Regions from separate parts of the Homo sapiens genome. Here region 1 is linked to region 2. A link is an interaction called in ENCODE POLR2A ChIA-PET data of the cell type or tissue named here. Cell type or tissue: MCF 10A. All regions are shown on one strand. Each heading gives the region's core, and the rest is flanking DNA. Links, peaks and the distances in the headings are about the cores only. Region 1 holds the start of LOC124903722 (a long non-coding RNA gene). Region 2 has its middle 6.1 kb from the start of PSMD7.

Region 1 (13,473 bases), core at 3,450-8,449, 180 kb before region 2:
GGAACATTTTTTCCTTCCATGGTGGTAGGTCTTCAATAAAACAAAGTAGATACTATCACCTTTTTTCTTAATTAAAACAGCAATGTGGCTGTTCTCACATATTAATACATACACTGTTACATTTCAGCAAATGCCTTAGAATCTGCTTTTCTTTAGTGGTTGCTCTTTTTCTTATAGGCATGTGTGATAGGCAGAACAATAGAAAATGTCCATGCCCTATTTCCCAGAACCTGTGAAGATGTTACAATGCACGGCACAGAGGAATTAAGGTAGCAGATGGAATTAAGGTTGCTAATCAGCTGACCTTAAAATAAGGAGATAATCCTGGATTATCCAGGTGGGTGCAGTGTAATTACAAGGGTCTCTAAATGTGGAAAAGGGAGGCAGGAGAGTGGGTATCAAAGGGACATGATGTGAGAAAGACTTAACCAGTATAGAGACAGAAAGGTGCAATACTTTTTCATATCCATTATAAAGGTCAGAGCCAACATTCTTATAACAATAAACAGGTTAACAAGAGAAATGCTATATTCATCTGTTCTCGTGCTGCTAATGAAGACATACCCAAGACTGGGTAATTAAAAAGGAAAGAGGTTTAATTGACTCACGGTTCAGCATGGCTGGGGAAGCCTCAGGAAACTTACAATCATGGTGGAAGGGGAAGCAAACATGTCCTTCTTCACATGGCAGCAGCAAGGAGAAGTGCCAAGCAGAAGGAGGGAAAGCTCCTTATAAAACCATCAGATCTTGTGAGAACTCACTCACTATCACAAGACTAGCATGGAGGTAACCGCCCCCATGATTCAGTTACCTCCCACTTGGTCCCTCCCAGGACACATGGGGATCATGGGAACTACAATTCAAGAAGAGATTTGGGTGAAGACATACCAAACCATATCAATGCATAATAAATTTATTTAATCAAAGTTATACAGGACACAGGAGCCATCAGAAATGAAGACCTAAACACCAAGGGGAAACTGATTTTATGTTTAGGTTCAATGAGGAATGGCAACCAGGTAGAAACATGACTGGACAAAGAGAAGAATCTAATTGTGATAGACTAAGTGGGGAACACACAAGGCTTGTCTATGCAGATTCTTCTTGGCCTCTCTGGGTAGCATTCCTTCCTCTTGGGTATGGGGCAGGACCCCTCTGGAATGAGCATCTTCAAAGGAGAAAGCAGAGAGTGACATTACTAGGTTTAATGAGAGGGTTTCTAATTACTAGGATCTACCTTGGGGAAGAGGAATTCTGGTTTCTAAGACTTTGGAGGGGGAACAGGGGTTGGGTGACAGGAGGACAAGAGAAGGTCAGAGAGGAGACTTTGTTTCTGAGCCTGCTTCTGAGGGCTTCCAATGTCCTAGTGTTCAAAGTACTCAGTATGCCCATGTGCCATATTTTGGGGTATTGTTTTCTAAGCCCCAACACTGGCTGCTGCTGGCTCTGAAGATGGAGAAAGGGCAGTGGCTCATGCCTGTAATCCCAGTACTTTGGGAGGCTGAGGCGGGCAGATTGTTTGAGCTCAGGAGTTCAAGGCTAGCCTGGAAAACATGGTGAAACCCCATCTCTACTAAAAATACAAAAATTAGCTGGGCATGGTGGCACACACCTGTGGTCCCAGCTACTTGGGCATTTGAGATGGGAGTAACTCCTGAGCCCAGGAGAACAAGGTTGCAGTAGGCCAGGATCACACCACTGCACTCCAGCCTAGGTGAGAGAGTGAGCCTAGAGAAAAAACACAGCCCCATGAGATCTTACTCTCAGGCAGAGAGAGCCCTCTTTGTACTTCTGACCTATCATCAGAGCTAACAGATAAATTTGCATTCTTTTAAACTCCTAAGTTTGTGGTAATTTATTAAAGCAGTAATAGGAAACTAATACAGAGTATTTAAACAATACACCTGCTAAAAATCTTAGCAAATTAAATTAAGAGAGTTTAACTGAGCAGAGAACCAGACACAAATCAGGCAGCCTCCTGAGCAAGAGTAGGCTCAGAGAGACTCTAGCACAGCCATGTGGTGGGAGAATATTTATAGACAGAAAAAGGAAAGTGATGTCCGGAAAATGGAAGTGAGGGACAAACACAGCCAGATTGGTTTCAGCTCAGCCGTTGCCTGATTTGAACACAGTTTGAACACTTGTCCCCCTTTGGCCATAACTCAGTTAAGCCAAACTTAAAATATATAAGAACTTAAAATATATAAGGAGGCAGCTGTAGGCTATACTTGATTTAACACATCCTATTCTGAAAGGTAAAATGGTATGGAGAAAGGAAAGCAATTCTGCAAATTGTTATTGTTTGTTAATAAAGGAAATCACAAAAGGAGAGGCTTAAACGTTAATTTTACATAACTCTCCCTAAAATTACATAGGCAGGAATATTTGTGAGTTTTTGTTTGTTTTTTGAAACACGTTTCACCCTGTTGCCCAGGCTGGAGTGCAGTGGCAGGATCTCGGCTCACTACAACCTGCGCCTCCCAGGTTCAAGAGATTGTCATGCCTCAGCCTCCCAACTAGCTGGAATTACAGGTGGACGCCACCTCGCCTGGCTAATTTTTGTATTATTAGTAGAGACAGGGTTTCACCATGTTGGCCAGGCTGTTCTCAAACTCCTAACCTCAAGTGATCTGCATGGATCGGCCTCCCAAAGTGCTGGGATCACAGGTGTGAGCCACGGCACTTGGCCAGTAGGAATAATTTGGTTTGGCAATTATGTTTTTTTTTTTTTTAGTTGTTTTTTGTTTTGAGACAGAGTCTTGCTCTGTCGCCCAGGCTGGAGTGCAGTGGCACAATCTCAGCTCACTGTAAACTCCGCCTCCCAGATTCAAGCAATTCTCCTGCCTCAGCCTCCTGAGTAGGTGGGATTACAGGTGTGCACCACCACGCCCAGCTAATCTTTGTATTTTTAGTAGAGACAGGGCTTCACCATGTTGGTCAGGCTGATCTCGAACTCCTGACCTCGTGACCCAACCCCGTCAGCCTCCCAAAGTGCTGGGATTACAGGCGTGAGCCACCGTGCCCTGCCTGGAAGGGCAATTTTGTTTTAATTGCAATTAGCCTTCTACCATTTATCAAAAAGATTCCTTAGTGTTTATGGATAGACACATCTTCCACTGGCAGTGGAATACTTCACCCTACCTAAAGCGATTCCTTCTTTCTTAGATAATGCCGCCTTCTCACCTATTGTCTGACTCTCCAGAGCCATCAGCCATTGCCTGGCATGTAGTTTGTGCTTTGATACACAGAAGCCACCTAAAAACCACCTTGACTTGTAACAGTAAATTCCTATTAGATTGTTCAGCACGGAAGAAAACCAACATACAACTGCAGAATAAAGAGCTGAAAGGAACCTTATGTGATCTAGTTTAACCTCTTTATTTTATCAGAAAAGTGATATTCAAAAACTGGAATTCTCTCTGAAGGTCATGCAGTCTGGAGTGAAAGTAGCTTGAAATGCCAGCCCAGGTCTCTTCCCATAATGTATGCTGCTGTCCGCATGGTTTGTTCAAATTCAGTCCTTCATTCATCCAATGGCAATTTACTAAGGGCCTACCTGTGTGCTGGGCACTGCTTTAGACACTGGTTATGCAGTGGAAAATGAGAAAAATGAAGGCCCTATTTTTTTTGTTTGTTTTGTTTTGTTTGAGATGGAGTCTCACTCTGTCACCCAGGCTGGAGTGCAGAGGTGTGCTCTCGGCTCACTGCAGCCTCCGCCTCCCAGGTTCAAGAGATTCTCTGCCTCAGCCTCCCAAGTAGCCAGGATTACAGGTGCCTGTCACCACGCCTAGCTAATTTTTTTTTTTTTTTTTTTTTTTTTTTTTTAGTAGAGATGGGGTTTTGCCATGTTGGCCAGGCTTGTCTCGAACTCCTGGCCTCAAATGATCTGCCTGCCTCGGCCTCCCAAAGTGCTGAGATTACACGCATGAACCACCGCGTCCAGTCCTCTATGTTAACTACATAGTGAACAGTCCAATGGGAGGAAACAGACACTACACAATAAATACACAAACACGTAACAAGTGCTATCGAAAATGGAACAGGTTGATGTGATAGAAAAAGACTAGGGGTCGCTTTCAGATTGGCTGATCAGCAAAAACCTCCCCAAAAGGACCTGAATAACAAGAAGGAGACAAGCAGGATGGGAGCAGTGCCTTCCCCGCAGAGGGAACACAGACACAGACTATAGCACAGAAGCTAGTCTGACCTTTTGGAGGAAGGTCACGAAGGCCCGTGTGGCAGGAACCTGGCACAGGAGGGTGACGGGGTAAGAGGGGCAGTGTGAAAGGTGGGCGACAGCCCAGGCGAGCTCTGTATACACCTGTATTTATATGCGTGTTGACCTCCATTTTGGAATGTGAAATGCTCATGCGCACGGATTTGTTTAATACACAAAGCACCTAATGTTACCAAGTCAATATGAACTCGGACCTGTCCTGTCTTCATGGGGAAGGATTGGTTTCTTTTTTTAAAGAAATATTTTTTTGGAGATAAGATCTCACTCTGTTGCCCAGGCTGGAGTGCAGTGGCACAATCATGGCTCACTACAACCTCAAATCCATGGGCTCCAGAGATCCTCCCATCTCGGCCTCCCAAGTAGCTGGGACTATAGGCGTGCAACACAACATCTGTCTAATCTTTTTATTTTTTGTAGAGATGAGGTCTCACCATGTTGTCCAGGCTGTTCTCGAACTCCTGGCTTCAAGCAATCCTCCCACCTCAGTCTCCCAAAGTGCTGGGATTACAGGTGTGAGCCACTGCGCCTGGCCCAAGGGTTGGTTTCAAAAACACAAAATCAACAAAATGAGTGAATTGTTGGCACTGATCAATGGCATTGTGCTGGGTTTTATGAAGTGAAGGTTCACAAGAGCACTTTAAGATGGGAATGAAATAATTTCAACAAAGGGAAGTCAGATATTCCCAGCATGGGGGAAGCTATTAGAAGTTACTGAGTGCACACACTATGTGCAGGCAATCCAGTAGCTGCTTCCCCTCCATTATTCCAGTTAACGCCCCACTCTACAATGTTATGTAAGAAGCACTTGGGGCCGGGCGCGGTGACTCACGCCTGTAATCCCAGCACTTTGGGAGGCCGAAGTGAGCGGATCACAAGGTCAGGAGTTTGAGAACAGCCTGGCCAACATAGTGAAACCCCATGTCTACTAAAACTACAAAAAAATTAGCCGGGAGTGGTGGCGGGCACCTGTAATCCTAGCTACTCGGGAGGCTGAGGCAGGAAACTCGCTTGAACCTGGGAGGCGGAGGTTGCTGCAAGCCGAGATCACGCCACTGCACACCAGCCTGGGCAACAGTGCGAAACTCTGTCTCAAAACAAACAAACAAACAAAAAGCACCTGGATGCTGAGCAACCAGCTCAAGCCTGCATGCTTAGCGAGTGAGAAAACTGGAAACTACACACTGTTCTCTCTCACTCCAAGGGTCATTCATGCCTTTCCCATTTTGCCATCTACCACTCATATAGACCAAAAACTAGTCTGCACAAGTCATGTCACCTCTAAAAAGTCCACTCTCTTCTTGCATGAGATGACAGGTCAGACCAGATGATCTCAAAAATCCCTGTGCGTCCAACATGCTGGGATTACATGGTTCTAATCTACTGGCAGAACTTCCCTCCCTCATTCTTGCAGGCCTCTGCACCTGGAAATTTCCTCCTCGGTAAGTAGAGCAGTTGCTACCTAACGATCAGAAATGCTTCCTAACGTCCAGAAGCCAGATTTCTTGCCTGCATGGCTAACAACAGCAAGCGCAATCCTACCTCCCCCTGCTGGTGGGGGAGGGATAACAGGGTCATTACTAGCTCGTCTTTCCTTTCACTTCCACCTCCTCAAATAAAAATCAACTTCCAAATCCGTGAGTCAGTCTCGACACGTTTATGTGCCAAGACACTATTATGAGGAAATTGCATTCCCAAATGAACTTTAAGGACAGCTCTCAGCAGCTTAATTTGCAAATGCCAGTATTTTCCCTCTCCATAAAGGGCTCACCTTCTTCGGTTCAACGTCAAATAGAAGCAAACAGAAATTTTGCTTCTAAGAAGCACAGATTATTTCGGGGGAGTAAAGTTCTCTGCCTTAAAGACTTTTCTACTTAACAGCAATCTCAACAATTTGGGAGGCCGAGGCGAGAGATTCGCTTGAGCTCAGGTGTTCAAGAGCAGCCTGGGCAACACAGGGAGACCCTGTCTCTACAAAAAATCTTAAAATTAGCCAGGCGTGCTGGTGCACACCTGTGATCTCAACCACTCAGGAGGCTGAGATAGGAGGATCTCTTGAGCCCAGGAGGTCAAAGCTGCAGTGAGCCATAATCACGCCACCGTTCTCCAGCCTGGGGGACAGAGCAAGACCCTGAAAAAAAAGAAAGAAAGAAAAGAAAAGAAAAAGAAAAGGAGAGAGTCACCATCGTATAACATGTCAGTAAGTCACATTTCCAGATTTGGAGTGTGGCTAATCATTTCTTCTTGAATTGTAAATAAATGAGAATTATTTTCATATTCTGGAGCAAAAATTAAATATTTGAATATAGAGTCATTATTTTTAATATATTAAATTATCAAGCTTAAAATATCTCATAATTTGGGCCAATTCTGACTACTCCATAAGGCAATGCTAGGACTAAAAAGACCCAGCCTTCCTATATACACTGCTTTTCTTTATATAGAGAGCAGGTCTTCCATGCCCCAAAAAAGTCATCTGATTCTTCTGAGTTGCCATTTGTGGTAGACAGTTGCTGTTTTTGCCTATCCCACATTCTGCATCTAGGTTTTCCTTTGGAAATTACCCCCAGCCCAATCCTGTGTATCTATGGTTCAGGAGTAGTCAAATTCACATCCAGATCCAGGGGCAGGCACATGATCCAGGCCTTGTCAATCAGGCTATCCCATCCCCCTAATAGCAGTTATGGCCCATACCACAAGTCTAATCAGAACTAATCCCTAGTTCATTGCTAGAGAGTCCAAGATAAAAATGTTCTCCTTCTCCTGGGAAAGGCATATCAACCTGGAGCTTCTGGGAACCACTTTGCCAACACAGGTAGCAGCCTGCTTGAGAATAAACGAAAACAAAGGAAAGGAAATAAAGATGCAAGAGAATAAGTTGAGTCCGATGACACCACCAAAATTCCTGGAACCAAATGTGCCTGAAGCCTCCATGGACATTTTAGGTATATGAGCCAATTCGTTCATTTTTTTAAATTAAGTTGGTTTAAGTTGAACTTTCTGTTGCTTGCAGCCAAAAAATTCCCATTGGGTATATAAATATATATAATTATATTTATTATATAAACATATAATTATATTTATTATATAAACATATAATTATATTTATTATATAAACATATATATATTTATTATATAAACATATATAATTAAATTTATTGTATAAACATATATAATTATATTTATTTTATAAACATATATAATTATATTTATTGTATAAATATATATAATTATATAAACATATAATTATATATTTATTATATAAACATATAATTATATATTTATTATATAAACATATATTTAATTTTATATATTTATTATATAAATATATATTTAATTACATATTTATTATATAAATATATAAATTATATATTTATATAATAAATATACATAATTATATATTTATATAATAGATATGTATAATTATATATTTATATAATAGATATATAATTATATATCTATTATATAAATATATAATTATATGTCATATATAATTATATATCTTTATTATATAAATATATAATTATATATCATGTATATAATTATATACCTTTATTACATAAAGACATATAATTATATACCTTTATTACATAAAGACATATAATTATATCTTTATTACATAAAGACATATAATTATTTCTTTATTACATAAAGACATATAATTATTACATAAAGACATATAATTATATCTTTCTTACATAAAGACATATAATTATATCTTTCTTACATAAAGACATATAATTACATACCTTTATTACATAAAGACATATAATTACATACCTTTATTACATAAAGACATATAATTATATACCTTTATTACATAAAGACATATAATTATATACCTTTATTATATATCTTTATTACATAAAGACATATTTAGTTATATATCTTTATTATATAAAGACATATTTAGTTATATATCTTTATTATATAAATATATGTTTAGTTGTATATCTTTATTATATAAATATATGTTTAGTTATATATCTTTATTATATAAATATATGTTTAGTTATAGATATTATATAAATATATATTTAGTTATAGATATTATATAAATATATATTTAGTTATAGATATTATATAATATATATTTAGTTATAGATATTATATAAATATATATTTAGTTATAGATATTTACTATATAAATATATATTTAGTTATATATTATATAAATATATATTTAATTATAGATATTTATTATATAAATATATTTAATTATATATTATATAATATATATTTAATTATATATTATATAATATATATTTAATTATATATTATATAATATATAATTAATTATATATTATATAATATATATTTCATTATATATTATATAAATATATATTTAATTATACATTTACATATAAATATATATTTAATTATATATTTATATATATTTAATTATATATTATATAAATATATATTTAATATATATTTATATGTAAATATATATTAAATATATATTTACATATATGTAAATATATATTTAATATATATTTACATATAAATATATAATTAATTATATATATTTACATATAAATGTATACTTAATTATATATATTTACATATAAATATGTATTTAATATATAAATACATTTTTATATACTATATATTATATAAAATATATATATTATAAATATATAAAAATATATTTTAATATAATATATAAAATATATTATATAAATTTATAATATATTTATTTTATTATATATTGATATAATTTATTATATATTGATATAATTTATTATATATTATATAATATATAATAAATTATATTATATATTATATAATATATAATAAATTATATTATATATTATATAATATATAACAAAATTAATTATATATTATATAATATATAACATTATTATATTATATATTATATATTATATAATATATAACATTATTATATTATATATTATATATTATATAAAATATATAATATATAATATATAAATTTTAATTTATAATTTTATATAAATATATAAAATATATATTATATAATATATTATATATTATATTATATTTAAATATATATTTTATATATTTATTATATATATAAAATATATTTTTTTCCCATTTTGGGGTTGCAAGATCACAAAAATCCTATGAAAATCTACCAAGTGCATCTATAGAACAAAGACACAAAGTCTTAGAGAATTAGTGGACATCTTTTTCCACTAAGAAAAAAAATCGCTGGTTAGGCATGATGACTCATGCCTGTAATCCCAGCACTTTGGGAGGCTGAGGCTAGAGGACTGCTGGAGCCTAGGAGTTCAAGACCAGCCTGGGTAACATAGGGATATCCTATCTCTACAAATAATGATGGTGTGCACTTGTGGTCTCTGCTACTTCGGAGGCTGAGGTGGTAGGATCACCTGAGCCTGGGAGGGCAAGGCTGCAGTGAGCCATGATCACATTACTGTACACCAGCCTGGGCAACAGAGCAAGACCTGTCTCAGAAAAAGGGAAAAGAAAAGAAAAGAAAAGAAAATGGGCTTATGAATTATTTATAAGAGAAACAATGTAAGAGGATCTATATTCTTATTTCTAGCAGCAGAAGAAAACTTCAGCAATCTCTTTTTTAAAAAATAAGCTCTCCCTAAAAATAGAACTAGCATTTGATCCAGCAACTCCACTACTGGGTATATATACCCAATGGGAAAGAAATCATATCAAAAAGATACCTGCCCTTGTATGTTTATCACAGCACTATCCACAAAACAACGTTATGGAATCAACCAAAGTGTCCAACAACAACAGTGGAGGATTGGATAAAGACTACATGGCACATACACACCCCGGAATACTACTCAGCCATAAAAACAAATGAAATAATGTCTTTTGCAGCAATATAAATGGAACTGAAGGCCATTATCCTAAGTGAAGTAACTCAGAAACAGAAAGTCAGTCCAGGCACCGTGGCTCAAGCCTGTAATCCCAGCACTTTGGGAGGCCGAGGCAGGTGGATCACTTGAGGTCAGAAGTTTAAGACAAGCCTGGCCAACATGGCAAAACCCTGTCTCTACTAAAAATACAAAAAATTAGCTCGGCATCGTGGTGCATACCTGTAATCACAGCTACTCAGGAGGCTGAGGCAGGAGAATCACCTGAACCCGGGAGGTAGAGGTTACAGTGAGCCGAGATCACACCACTGCACTCCAGCCTGGGCAACAAGAGCGAAACTCAAAAAAAGAAGGAAAGAGAGACAGAGAGAGAAAGAGAGAAAGAGAGAGAAAGGGAGGGAAAGAAAAAGTCAAATGGCACATGTTCTCACTTACAAGTGGGAACTAAACGATGGGTCCACATGGGTATACAGAATAGAGTAACAGACATTGGTGACTGCAAAAGGTGCGAGGGTGGGAGGGGGGAAGGGGGTGAGGGCTGAAAAATCATCTATTGGATACACTGTTCACTATTCAGGTAACGGGGACACTAAAAGCCCAGATTCATCACTATACAATACATGCAGGTAAGGAATCTGCACTTGTACCCCTTAAATCGATTTTTAAAATTTTTTAAAATTTTAATTTCTTCTATCCCTGCCCTCATGCTACATTTTTATTTTATTGATTGATTTATTGATTGATTGATTTTTTAATTTATTTTTGAGACAGAGTCTTGCTCTGTTGCCCAGGCTGGAGTGCAGTGGCGTGATCTTGGCTCACTGCAACCTGTGCCCCACCAGGTTCAAGTGATTCTCCTGCCTCAGTCTCCTGAGTAACTGGGATTACAGACAAGCACCACCATGCCCAGCAAATTTTTTTGTATTTTTAGTAGAGACAGGGTTTCGCCATGTCGGCCAGGCTGGTCTCAAACTCCTGACCTCAAGTGATCTGCCCACCTCGGCTTCTCAAAGTGCTGGCATTACAGGCGTGAGCCACTGAGCGTGGCCTCGTGCTACATTTTTAGTTTGAATAGGTCATCAGCAGGTTATCTTTGTGATACAACATATCTGGGATGCCACCAGGGAATAAATATAATGTAGATAAATACCTAGGTGATGAAATACAGTTTTCCAAAAAGTATACAAATTATGTGTCAATATTATACATTGTCCCATGCTTGAACCAAAAAAGCCTTCCCTACTAGACCACGTATGCTTTGTCTTTAAATTATTATACAATTTGGCAACATTTGTTTTTCCATTCTTCTAGGGAACAAGAATGTTACAGATCAGTAGTCATCAGCAAATCTAACGGTAAAAGCGATCTGAATTTGAAAAGCGCTTAGTGAGCGGTGAGATCACAAGCCATCTGGAGAAAGATGGGCTGATAGAGAAATGAAAGCCAGAACACAGTGCCATGAAGGCGAATCCCACGTAGCCCATTCAGGGAAAGCGTAAGGAGATAATGCAGAGAACAGATGAGGAAAGAAATAGACATAGCCTGCCTTGATACTCCCAGTAACATTAAATAGATCAAGCGATGACAGTGATGACACCATGCATTTATTAGGCAGTGCTTGTTCTCCAAGAATCTCAAAGTACTTTGCCAAACTCTTACATCAAACAGTGACAGTCATAAGAGATACTGGAAGGCATGATTCCTATTTTTCCCGTATTACAGACCCAAGGCACTCAGATTCTGAGAGGTCTGCCTTGCAGGGGCATGCATTGTGGAACACCTCTGATGAGACATTAAAAGACAACCACCAGGATAAAAAGTGATGAAGGAAAAAAAAAAGAAAATATTAATCCACAAAACAGAGGAAACAATTTTGTTCAACAATTATTATGGTATGATCTAAAACAATTTTTAAATGTACTATAGTGACCACAAGGAATTGCAAAAGTTTAAGAAATGCTATTTTTACAGTCACATTAGAGGTCTTAAGACATTAACCTGCGATGAGATTGGGGTGTCCTGACCTAAACGGCAGTACTTACTCTGGGCAGGTGTGATGGTTAATACTGAGTGTCAACTTGATTGCATAGAAGGATACAAAGTATCAATCCTGGGTACGTCTGTGAGGGTGAGGCCAAAGGAGATTCACATTTGAGTCAACGGGCTGGGAAAGGCAGACCCACCCTTAATCTGGGTGGGCACCATCTAATCAGCTGCCAGAGTGGCTAGAATATAAGCAGGCAGAAAAATGTTAAAAGAGAGAGTGGCCTAGCCTCTCAGCCTACATCTTTCTCTCATGCTGGATGCTTCCTGCCCTCGAACATCAGACTCCAAGTTCTTCAGTTTTGAAACTCGGACTGGTTCTTCTTGCTCCTCAGCCTGCAGATGGCCTATTGTGGGACCTTGTGATCGTGTGAGTTAATACTTAATAAATTCCCCTTAATATATATATATTCCATTAGTTCTGTCCCTCTAGAGAACCCTGACTAATACAGCAAGGAAGGGTATAACATACGGAAATACACAGGAAACCTCATAGTGGGAAAATGTAATTAGCATAAGGATATACAATCAAGTGTCCTTGGAACAAATGTGGGCCACTGTGTCTAACCTGGAGTTCAGAGTATGATAGGAATGCAGGACTCCTGAGCAGGAAATTGTTTCCTTGCAAGCCGATTTTCCAGGACCCATCTCGGAACCACCTCACAGAAAGCAAAATGGAAAAACTGTGTGACAAGATTGAAATGATAAAATCCTGAGATTTCTGCTATGAGGGAAGATTGGAAGTAATGCTCACTGAAAAAAGATGGCTCAAAATGGATTTAAATGAGGTTGTTAAGATGCACAAGAGGATGGCAAAGGGAGGGCCATTACCAAGGAGGGGTATTAGAGGCTATTTGCAAGAGCGGCCCAATTTCAAAATGGTGCGGATGTCAAATTCAATGGCCACAGACAGTGTACCAGAGCCCAGATTTTGAAGAGTCTGTCAATGAACTTAGTTTTATAAATATTTTAGAGTACTACCTTATGCATTACTTAGTAAAATTCACAGTGACGGTGTTAGAGTTGGGAGAATCTACACATCAAACACAGTAGCAATTTTTATAAAGCAAAAACTATAAGAGATACTAGGAAATATAAATAGAAAAATATTAACAGCAGTATGTTTAACTGACAATTCTCATCGCAAGACAGATCAAATGGTCAAGTTAAAGTAAGACTATAGACAACTTAATCAGTAAGATAACTATATGCACATCAGTCACACCAGGTATTCTGACAATGGAGAATATACCTTCTCAAATGTCCATGAAACATTCATAAAAAGAGACCAAATTGGCACAAAGAAAATAAAACAATGCCCCACAAAATAGAAAAGATACAGAAGTTTCTGAA
Region 2 (11,941 bases), core at 4,558-9,557:
TTTTTTTCTGAAGCATTACTCTAGTAATACATCATATTAATAGTTGAGTATTCACAGAGTACTTTTTAAAAACTCTATATTAGGCCATTCCTGTCTTGCTATAAAGAAATACCTGAGACTAGGTAATTTATATGAAAAGAGGTTTAATTGGCTCACAGTTCTGCAGGCTGTACAGAAGGCATGGTGCCAGCATCTGATCTGGGGAGGCTTCAGAAAGCTTTTACTCACAGCCGAAGGCAAAGCAGGAGTAGGCACTCCTATGGCGAAAGCAACAGCAAGAGAGAGAGTAGGGCCAGGAAGGTGCAACACACTTTTAAATGACCAGATCTCACGAGAACTCACTCACTATCACAAAGACTGCACAAAGCCATGAGGAATCCATCCCCATTTATAAAGAAATGAGACTTAATTGGCTCATGGTTTTGCAGGCTGTACAGGAAGCATGATGGTGGCAACTGCTTGACTTCTTGGGAGGCCTCAGGAAACTTACAATCATGGCAGAAGGCAAAGGGAGAGCTGGGACCTCACGTGGCCAGGAGCAAGAGGAAGAGAGAGACTGGGGGGGTGCTACACACTTCTAAACAACTGGATCCCATGAGAACTCTATCATGAGAATGGCACCCAGGGGGGAAATCTGCCCGCATGACCCAATCACCTCCCAACAGGCCCCCCTTCCAACACTGAGAACTACAATATGACATGAGAACTGGGCGGGGATACAGAGCCAAACCATATCATTATTCAACATGAGATTTGGGTGGGGCCAAATATCCAAACTATATCAAACTAGTACTTCATATTTCTTACATGTATTAGGATTCCCATATCACTGTACTATATGTAGCAAAACATAAGCCCCACCTTTAAGGAGGTTAAACTGAAGAAGACAAATTGAGGGCCACGTGTTCAGTCATTGAGGCTTGCTCAGAAGTACGAAAAAATTTAAAACATTCAGAACCAACTGAAAGGTCAGCACCGTGTACACAAGACCTCTTAGCAATACAAATGTTCACTTACCTACATTCCTGGAAAGAATCAAATTATAATAATCATAAAATTATTAGAAGTTTTTAAAAACATGGCTTTGAGAATTTCGTTCATTCAACAAGTATTTATGACTGAGACTTATTATGTGCCTAGCACTGGCCTGCCTTGAGATACGAAATGATTGCACAAAATCCCCGCCCTCCAGGATCCCTCATTGTACCATGGGAGCCTGAGAACAAACAGGGACTGGATAACACAGTAAGTGGGGAGGTCCTGTAGGCAGAAGCCTATCCAGATTGGAATTCAGGAATGAGTTTTAGGCTTAAGATATTTTAATAGAGGCCAAGGTAGGAGAGTCGCTTGAGCCCAGGAGTTCAAGACCAGCCTGGGCAACATAGTGAGACTCCATCTCTACAAAAAAATAAAAAATAAAAAAATTAGCCAGGAATGGTGGCACATGCTTGTAGTCCCAGCTACTCGGGAGGCTGAAGTGAGAGGATTGCTTGGGCCCAGGAGTTTAAGGCTGCAGTGAGCTATGATCACACCACTGCACACCAGCCTGGGTCAAACAGCACGACCCTGTATCAAAAAAAACAACAAAAAGATAATGAACTGACTATTATCATCATCCAGATTAGGCACAACCACAGAAAATGCATAAAAGGTTCTTAGCAACTCAGGGTGTCTTGCCTAAGTTTCCTACAGAAATTAGAGTTCTCGGCTGGGTGTGGTGGCTGGCTCACACCTGTAATCCTAGCACTTTGGGAGGCCGAGGCAGGTGGATCACTTAAGGTCAGGAGTTCAAGACCAGCCTGGCCAACATGGTGAAACCCCATCTCTACAAAAATACAAAAATTAGCCAGCTATGATGACAGGTGCCTGTAATCCCAGCTACTTGGGAGGCGGAGGCAAGAGAATCGCTTGAACCCGGGAGGCGGAGGTTGCAGTGAGCCGAGATTATGCCATTGCACTCCAGCCTGGGCAACAGTGTGAAACTCTGTCTCAAAAAAAAAAAAAAAAATTAAGAGTTCTCTTCCTCTGACCCAAAGTATAATACACCTAGTTTCCTCATACAGTGTTCCCCAAGGAAAAGAAAGTGCAGTGGCTGGGCACAGTGGCTTGTGCCTGTGATCCCAGTACTTTGGCAGGCTGAGGCAGGCGGATCACCTGAGGTCAAGAGTTCAAGACCAGCCTGGTCAACATGGTGAAACTAAAAATACAAAAATTAGCCAGGCGTGGTGCTGGGCACCTGTAATCCCACCTATCTGGGAGGTTGAGGCACGAGAATCACTTAAACCCGGGAGGCAGAGGTTGCAGTGAGCCGAGATCATGCCACTGCACTCCAGCCTGGGTGATAAAGCAGGACTCCGTCTCAAAAAAAAAAAAAGAAAGCGCAGAGTTTGGGATCACAGTACCTACCGACATAGGACACAAACTTAACTCAGTTAACCTGACGTTCAAATGGGCAGGGAATGAATATGCTCCCTTATTTTTGTCCACAGCTAACCTTCCTTCACAAGCCACCACATGCTGATTACATAGGAAAAAATAACTTTTAAAAAATTAGGCAGGAGGATTGCCTGAGGCTGGAGTTTGAGACCAGACTGGGCAACACAGCAAGACCACCATCTCTACAAAAACAAAATTAAATTAAATATTCAAATTGGTTTAAAGCAAGCAATCTCTTTAGAAATGTTTCCATCTCAGCCAGGCGTGGTGGCTCACGCCTGTAATCCCAGCACTTTGGGAGGCCGAGGCAGGAGGATCACTTGAGGTCAGGAGTTCAAGACCAGGCTGGCCAACATGGCAAAACCCCGTCTCTACTAAAAATACAAAAATTAGCTGAGCATGGTGGCACACTCCTGTAGTCCCAGCCACTCAGGAGGCTGAGGCAGGAAAATCACTTGAACCTGGGAGGCTGAGGTTGCAGTGAACCAAGATCACGCCACTGCACTCCAGCCTGGGCGACAGAGCGAGACTCCGTCTCAAAAAAAAAAAAAAAAAAAAAAAATACAAAATTAGCTAGGCGTGGTGGCACATGCCTGTAATCTCAGCTACTCAGGAGGCTGAGACAGGAGAATCGCCTGAACCTGGGAGGTGGAGGTTGTGGTGAGCTGAGATCCCACCATTGCACTCCAGCCTAAGCAACAACAGTGAAACTCCATCTCAAAAAAAATAAAAGAGAAGTTTCCATCTCTTAGTGGCATCCTCCTTTCCCTCTCTTTTCTCCCTAAGGAGTACAGGCACATGGGGAGAGAGGGATGGGGTTTACGTGACTCAGTGGCCATGAAGGAAACAGGCCTATCCCCACACTGGTCCTTGGGCATGCCATGGCCAATGTCTGATGGTCTCTGATGCAATGTCTCCTATGGCCTGGTCACTGGGGGCCTTGTTGGCCTCCAAAGTCTGTTCATGGCTGGTGCACTTGGGACCCTTTCCTGGGCTAGGCTGTTCCAGGGGTGCTCTCAGGACAACCGGTCCCACCTCAGTGCCTCTGAGGTATACCTGTGACTCCAGTTCGGGCCGACTCAGGCATCCTACGCTATGGAATTCAACACAGAGCAGAAGTCTCCCCGACCATTATGGCCTCCTCCTCCTGCCACCTGTGGTCCTGTCCATGTCATAGCAGAACGACTGGTGGCTCAGGCAACCAAACCTGAAAGCCCCCATTCCACAGCCTTCATTGAGCTATCAACTGTGCCACCATGACCAGCTAATTTTTGTATTTTTAGTAGAGACAGGATTTCACCATGTCGGCCAGGCTGGTCTCAAACTCCTGATGTCAGGTGATCCATCCACCTTGGCCTCCCAGTGTGCTAGGGTTATAGGCGTGAGCCACCGCGCCCAGCCACTCCCCACATTTTGGATTACGCTCTGTTAGAGAAATAACATGAGCAGTGCTACTACTTGTGCCCAAATGTTTCACAGAGCTTTTATGAAAGAGCTCTTTCAGTTTTCTCATAAAGCTTACCAACATGGCTTTCTGGACTCAGATATAAGGGGCTGAACTGAGAGCCAACTCTGAGTGGCAGATTCATACTATCCCACGAATCACTACTTTCTCTCCAAAAACTGAGGGTGCGTTTCTGGGCCAAACCAGTGTATCTGACTCTTAAGATGAGTGCCATTGCAGGTCTCTCAGCGACTCATACAATTAGAGATCTAGTGGGCCTACCTTAGTTTGCCAGACATTCCCAAGGATGTCTGAACTCAACAACACATACAGCCTAGGCTAAAGGTGGCATCTCTGCTATGTATTCTTTTTTCTTCAAAATCTCTTAAGATGATAAATAGAGGCTGCAAAGTTCAAAGTATTGCTGAAATGCTTGTAAGACCGTTATTCCTTGTTCTGGACTTAGCAAAAATAACAACTCTTTTAAGATGCTGTAGTCTGTGGGGGCTAACTCCCTAAACTGAAAGATAAAAATGATCAAAGGAGAGGAAAATGTATTATCATCAAACTCTCTTCAGGTTCTCTCAAAGTTAAGTCCAAAATTCAATGAACAAAAGAAAATGGATTTCTTACACCTCCCTTCTGCATTCCTCTGAATAAATTCAGCCCCCATTAGTGGCTACAATATCAGAGATGATTTTATAAGTCAGTTATATTTTTAAAAGGGGAGTGGCAATGTAGAAAATGCCTCCTTTATGATTTCCAGTGGTCTTCTTTATACTCTATGCATTTTAGTCAAAATGATATTTCCATCAGACTCCAATTCTTAAACCTTATTTGACACATAAGAAAAATCAAAACCAATCTTTGATCATCTGATAGCCACTAAATCCTTAATTACAAATTAGAAGGGAAACTCCTTCACGCTTTTTTCATAATAGAGACGTCTACCCCATGCTGAATTGCATCACGTAAGAGATGAAACAACGTCTACTTTGAATCAGACACTAAACACCAGCAAGCATGCTTTATTTAACACATCACACAATGAGAGCTGACTTAAATCTTCTTAACCTAAAAGTTCTGCTATCTTAGAATGCAAGAGCAGTCATCTGATAGTCAAATCAAAAATATTAAAAGAAATGAAGAAAACCCAAAGCAATGTTCCCAAAAGTAAGAAAAGTACATGTAATGAAAGGGATTGACAAGACACAGAAAGAATATCAAAAGCTCCCTGATTACACTGGAAGAAGGCCAAGACTCAGAGCAAAAGTCTCCTGGTCAGTCTTCAAAGATGCACAGCTGAAGGCTCCTGAGCAATTGTGGGACTCAACCACAAAATGTGTAACTAATTATGCCTACAATTAGTTATGAGATTAGGTGATTAAAATTAAAAATGAGAAGTGTTATCAAGTCGAGTAACCCCAAAACAAAGAGGCACAATGGCCGCTACTACACTCTGAAATCAGGTTCTTCAGAACTTTCAAACAAACATTTCATCTAGAAGAACACATGCCGAACTGTTAGGGGTGATTATATGTGGGTGGTGGGATTATGGGAGATTTTTACTTTATAAGTTTTATATTTCTGTACTACGTGAAGTTCTAACAATGAGTGGACATTACTCTTAGGAACAGAAAGCATGCTTTTAGATCTTTTTGGTAAGTATATTTTCAAAAATTAAAAAAGAAAATTATGAAACAGCAGGAGTTTTCATTTTCATTTATTTAAGAGACAGTCTCACTCTCTCCCCCAGGCTGGAGTGCAGTGGCACAATCATAGCTCACTGTAACCTCATACTCCTAGGCTCAAGCAATCCTCTCACCTCAGCCTCCCAAGTAGTAGCTGGGACTATAGGTCTATAGGTGCATGCCACCATGCTTGGCTAATTTTTTTTTTTTTTTTTTTTTTGGAGAGACAAGGTCTTGAAATGTTGCCCAGGCTGGTTTCAAACTCCTGGCCTTAAGCAATCCTCTTACCTTGGCCTTGAGCCATGCCACCCAGCCAGGGAACTTTGAAGTAATTTTTTATTATCCATTCCTTCATCTTTCACAGGCAATCAATCACCATTTTCTGTCCATTTTTCTCTGAAATGCATCTCCCTGTTTCTTTTTCTGTTCCCTCTGCCACCCCAGGTATTTGTCACCTCATACTAAATTATTTAAAATTCCTCCTAACAGAGCTTTCCTGATTCCTTGTTCTCTTAAAAAAAAAAATTATTTCTTTTTTCAGAGACAAGGTCTCACTATGTTGCTCAGGCTGGTCTTGAACTCCACCTCAACCTCCCAAGTAGCTGGGACTACAGGTGCCACCACCACATCCAGCACTAGCTCTCTTTCTGTGAATCTACTTTGCATACTACTACTAGATTAATCTTCTAAAAATGTCACTTCTTTCATATCACTTTCTGACTTACAATAAAAATCCTGTGCCCTTTATAAACTGGTCCTACCCAACCAACATAAACTTCTCACTACTCTCTTAAATATGTCTCTGCTCAGGACAGCCCAGTAGTCTCCCATCCCTGGCTCCCCTCACCCGAGTCAGGCACTATTATTATCCCTCTTTTACATAGAGGAAATTGAGGTGTAGAGAGATTAAGTGACCCATTTAAAATATCCTAGCCAGTGAATAGGAAAAGCAAAATTCAAATCTAGATCTGACTCACAGCCCACGCTCTTTTCTATTACCTTCACAGTCGGAGACGACAGGGAGAAAGATTACAGGGAAGGGTGCCAGAGGCATCAAGAATTTATTCTCTACCATGTTCCAGTTTCTCCACACTCTCAAACTCAGTCCTGCTGGAATGTTTCCAAAATGCTACCTAGCTTGAGGAACCTCTTCAGATTCTGATCATATCACTTGAGCTGAGCGATATTCCATGACAGGCCTAAATAACCCTCAAATGAAAGAGTAAATGCAGCAAATAACAGAGAAAGTAAGTGACGGAGCTCACATTTAGGGAGCAGCTATATAACCAAGCATTGAGTGGCAGATAATGGATTTACCAAGAACCTTAGGTTCACAAAGAATTCACAAATTGCCTAGTGTTTCTGTTATCTGTTGCTGCACAACAAACCACCCAAAACTTAGTGACTTAAAACAGCAACGATGACTTATTATTTCACAGAATTTTATAACCTGGGCTGGGCTCAGCTGGGCAGTTCTTCTGCTCCACATGCTATCTACTAGGGCTGGAATATCCACAGTGGTTTTTTCACTCTCATTTCTTGGGACCCTGCCTGTAATGGCTGGAATAGCTGGGGAATGGCCAAGCATTCCTCTTCTATTCCATATGGTCTCTCCTGCAAAGTAGCCAGATTTTTCTACATGACTCAGGGTTCCAAGAGTGGGCATTCCAAGAGAACAAGCTGCAACATGAGAGTGTTACTCAAGCCTCTGTTTGTATTACACTTGCTAATATCTCATGTGCCAGAGCAAGTCACATGCCCAAGCTCACAGTCAATTTTGGAGGAGATAACCAGGGCATGAAGGCCAGATGCATGATTCATTGGGGCCTGGCACATTTGATCATGGTGAGCATGTCTGACAGACTGAGCACACTTTCTGACACCATATGGGATATTATACAGGATTTACATTTATTATTTGCTTATAGTCTATCTCCTCTAACAAGACTATAAGTTCAAAGAGGGCAAGAGCTTTGTTTTGTTTATTCCTATATAACCAGTATTTAGAAGAGTGGCACAGAGTTAAATTGTTAAGTGAGTATTGAGAAAAACATCAGAGATACTGGTTATAGAAGACTGCCAAAGTTTACAGTGCAAAAGAGTCATTATCTAAGTGGAAAAATTAAAGATTCTAGAAACACCGTTGGCACAGCTTTTGCCCTTTCCAGGCCTACAGAGGCTGATGGAGAATGATGTTGTAGCTGGGCCTCTGAGTAGATGAAGGCATCTATTATGAAGAAATCAAATCCATTCTATGCAGCTATTAATGATGATGTAGACCTAGATTTGCTATAAGGAAGTGTGTTAATGATAAATTATTAACTCAAAAGAGCAAATTTCAGAACTTTATGTAGAGTTAAACTCCATTTGCATTTTTTTTTTTTTTGAGATGAAGTCTCACTCTGTCACCCAGGCTAGAGTGCAGTGGCAGGATCTTAGCTCACTGCAACCTCCGCCTCCCAGGTTCAAGTGATTCTCCTACCTCAGCCTCCCAAGCAGCTGGGATTACAGGCACCGACCATCATGCATGGCTAATTTTTTTTTGTATTTTTAGTAGAGATGGGGTTTCCTCATGTTGGCCAAGCTGGTCTCCAACTCCTGACCTTGTGATCAGCCCGCCTCGGCCTCCCAAAGTGCTGGGATTACAGGCGTGAGCCGCAGCGCCGAGCCCATTTGCATATTTTGAAAGCTATGCATACAGATGCCAAAAGATACATCTTTAAAAAACTTTCCGAAAGATTCGCCAGAAACTAGTAGCCAGTGACTACCTTTAAGGAGAGGAACTAGGGTTCACCTAAGAAAAGTGAGGGAGACTTGAAGCTCAGTAACAGGTTCATGGGCTTTATTATACTATTTTCCCTACTCTTGCACAGGGTAGGGATTTTCCATTAAAAAGGGTGTTTTAAAAATATGTCTGGGGCTGGGCACCATGGCTCACGCCTATAATCCTAACACTGTGGGAGGCCAAAGCAGGAGGATCATTTGAGCCCAGAAGTTCAAGGCTTCAGTGAGCTAATGATTGCACCACTGCACTCCAACCTTGGTGACAGAGTGAGACCCTAACTCTTTTAAAAAAATAACAAATTAAAAATGTTAAAATAAGGCTGGGCACAGTGGCTCATGCCTGTAATCCCAGCACCAGCCTGGCCAACAGGATGAAACCCCGTCTCTACTAAAAATACAAAAATTAGCCAGGCGTGGTGGCGGGCACCTCTAATCCCAGCTACTAGGGAGGCTGAGGTGGGAGAATCGCTTGAACCCAGGAGGTGTTGGTTGCAGCAAGCTGAGATCTGGGCAACAAGAGTGAAACTCAGTCTCAATCAATCAATCAATCAATAAAATAAGTCTGGCTGCAGAGTGGAGGATGGAGATGGGAGAAGGTCAAAACTGGAAGGCAAAAAGAGAAATTAGGAAGCTAATGCTGAAATCCCTTAAGAAATACAGCACTTTAGGCCAGGCGCGGTGGTTCACGCCTATAATCCTAGCACTTTGGGAGGCTGAGGCAGGCAGATCACAAAATCGAGACCATCCTTCCTGGCCAACATGGTGAAACCCTGTCTCTACTAAAAATACAAACAAATTAGCTGGGCATGGTGGCATGCGCCTATAGTCCCAGCTGCTTGGGAGGCTGAGGCAGGAGAATCACTTGAACCTGGGAGACGGAGGTTACAGGGAGCCGAGATTGTGCCACTGCACTCCAGCCCGGTGACAGAGTAGGACTCCGTCTCAAAAAAAAAGCACTTTGGGCCAGGGTTAATCTTAGTTTTCTGTATGTGGTACGATTTCAGGTGATTTTAATTTATTTCAATTAATTAATTATTTGTGACAAGGTCCTACTGTTCGGAAGGGTCATGAACTCCTGGGCTCAAGTGATCCTCCAACCTCAGCCTTCCAAGTATCTGGGATTACAGGCACAGGCCACCATGCCCAGCTCTATATTCATTTTTATTTATCTGAATAGTGTCATTTTTCCACAATGATCATGTGTAACTAGAATAATTTTTTAAGCTCATAGTCAGTTTCACACTGCTTCAGTGAGTCAGGATTGGAGACACCCAATAAGCTTCGAAACAGCTTGCTTAGGCTTAGTACAACTGCAAAGTGAACTCAGTGTGAAATAAAATATATCACTTTCTAAAGTTTGAAATTTAGTATCTTAATAAAATTAATGCAATTCTTTTGCCTAAGACTGCTGCAAGCAGGCACACCAACCAATTAGGAACTGGGGTCACAGAAACCTGGCTTGATCCTGACCAGCAATGTGATCTTGGAAAGATCCTTCCCAATGTCTGAGCCTTATTGTCATCTTCCATTTCACTATCATAACTAATTATTCATTTATATAGTAATTACTGAATGTCTCCTATGTGCCAGGCACTTTTCAAGACAATGATAATATAAAAGTAAACTAGGGGCCAGGTGCAGTGGCTCACACCTATAATCCCAGCACTTTGGGAAGCCAAGGCAGGCAGATCACTTGAGTTCAGGAGTTCCAGATAAGCCTGGCCAACACAGTGAAACTCCATCTCTACTAAAAATAGAAAAATTAGTGGGGCATGGTGGCGCTCACCTGTAGTCCCAGCTACTTGGGAGGCTGAGGTATGAGAATCGCTTGAACCTGGGAGGTGAAGGTTGCAGTGAGCCAAGATTGTGCCACTGCATTCCGGACTGGGTGACAGAGCGAGACTGTCTCTCATTTATTTAAAAAAAAAAAAAAAAGTAAACAGGAGTTTACAAACTAAACAAGAGCTTACATTCTAATGAGAGACAAAGAATGAACAGAATAAGTAAATTCTACAAACTATTCACAAGTGGTAAAAACTATGGAGAAAACTAAAGCAGAAACACATTAGGGGGAGAAAGACAAAATTTTTTCAAAGCGTGAGAAAAAGCCCACCTCGAGAGCAACATTTGAGCAACAATTTTCATTTGTAATGAGAAAATACCGACTTCGTAAGGTTGTTACAAGCCTTGTTAACACAGCATGGGCCTCACCTGAAAGCTTGTTAGAAGCTCAGAATTTCAGGTCCCATCTCAGACCTACAGAATCAGAATCTGAATTTTAACAAGGTCCCCTGGTGATTTGTAAGCATATCAAAGTTTGAGAAGCATTAATTAAAAGGATTAAATATTTGCGTCTGAACCAGGGCTGGCATATTATAGGCACTCAATAGATTCAATAATTCTTAGTTTTCTTTCCCCATTAACATAACCCTTATATCTTTCTAGTTATAATTAAGAATGAATGGCCAGGCACAGTAGCTCACACCTGTAATCCCAGCAGTTTGGGAGGCTGAGGTGGGAGGATTGCTTGAGGCTGGGGGTTTAAGACCAGCTTGGACAACATAGTGAGACACCAACTGTACCAAAAAAAAAAATGAAAAAATAAAGATAGCATTGAGTCTCTTCAATTAATTATGAATATTAAGCATATCCTGCCATTTACTTCCTTGCAGATCTAGCAGAAAATCTGAAAATAAAGCCAAGTTGCAGACAGAAGACAAAGATAAATTCACATGCAGACAAATTCAAACTCCTGACTACATTAATGTCTCTCATTGGTGGCCAAATTTCAGTCTAATCTTTGCTAATGTTTTTCACCACCCACAAATAAGAGAGACTGAGTGTGTCCCTTGACATTTGGAGATCAGGAAGTCCACCTTAAAAAGACAAGAGGCCAAAATGTTGGGAAAATCCTCTGGTGATAAAGGGAAAGCAAAAATTGTTTAAAAACAGAACAAAATATAAGTAAATAATTCAGGTTGCTTAAGTACTGTTTTCGTTTACAGAAACAGCAACTTCAAATGAGACGATATAAACCTGTATGATTTTTCTTATAATTTGCCTCCTGCAAATAAGCTTAAGTCTTTGTCTACCTTAGTCTTCTCTTTCCTAGCTACATATCACAACATACTTCCTTACTGCCTTCCTTCCGTCTTTTCTTCAACGCTTCTGTAAATTTTGATTTCAAAAGCAACGGCACAATTGCGTTCTTCTAGCCCTAGTTACGCAGTAATATAACGACAGGTGGAAACCTGCAGGTTGCCACGTTCATTGCAAAGTGTCCACAGTAAAGATAAAGGAGAAATTCCCCCGGCAATGAAAACGAGAATGAGATAAATTACCAAATTACATTAAAAGCGTGCTCTTATGTTAGAGATTTAAAGTTCCTCTCAGAAATCGCGGAGGATTTTGACCTGAAGCAAAAGTGAACTTCTTCCGGGTGGTAGAAAAGTAAACTGTCAACTATTTACTTTGGGGGGGTGGCGGGGGGAGGGTGCTGGGAAGGAATTGAGGCGAAAAGCCTCTGCAGGTGACGGTACAGGCCAATACCAGGAGGTCAAGTCGCCGGTGTCCCTTCGGCCCTTAA

What was found. ChIA-PET counts read pairs that join two places held together with the same protein. Peaks named below come from ENCODE experiments on the same cell type or tissue, not always from the same donor. Only the 100,000 strongest peaks of a DNase experiment are listed, where the experiment ranks them.
Region 1: POLR2A ChIA-PET joins it to region 2 with 5 read pairs; 3 of 35 experiments call an interaction of 5 or more read pairs at or near these places.

The regions. Positions count from the first base shown.
Region 1 is chr16:74,102,185-74,115,657 of GRCh38, forward strand. LOC124903722 (a long non-coding RNA gene) reads right to left here and starts at 1,654. Exons shown (of 2, transcript XR_007065119.1): 1 at 1,613-1,654; 2 at 898-1,168. RefSeq lists a silencer at 6,893-7,093. In MCF 10A, for the core only: a CTCF peak has its summit at 5,780 (motif pointing left); a DNase peak (open chromatin) is centred at 5,817.
Region 2 is chr16:74,284,719-74,296,659 of GRCh38, forward strand. No RefSeq gene overlaps it. Among named protein-coding and RNA genes, the nearest start is that of PSMD7, 6.1 kb to the right of the region's middle. RefSeq lists an enhancer at 11,329-11,941. In MCF 10A, for the core only: no CTCF peak of the experiment used is centred there; DNase peaks (open chromatin) are centred at 5,843, 6,653 and 7,293.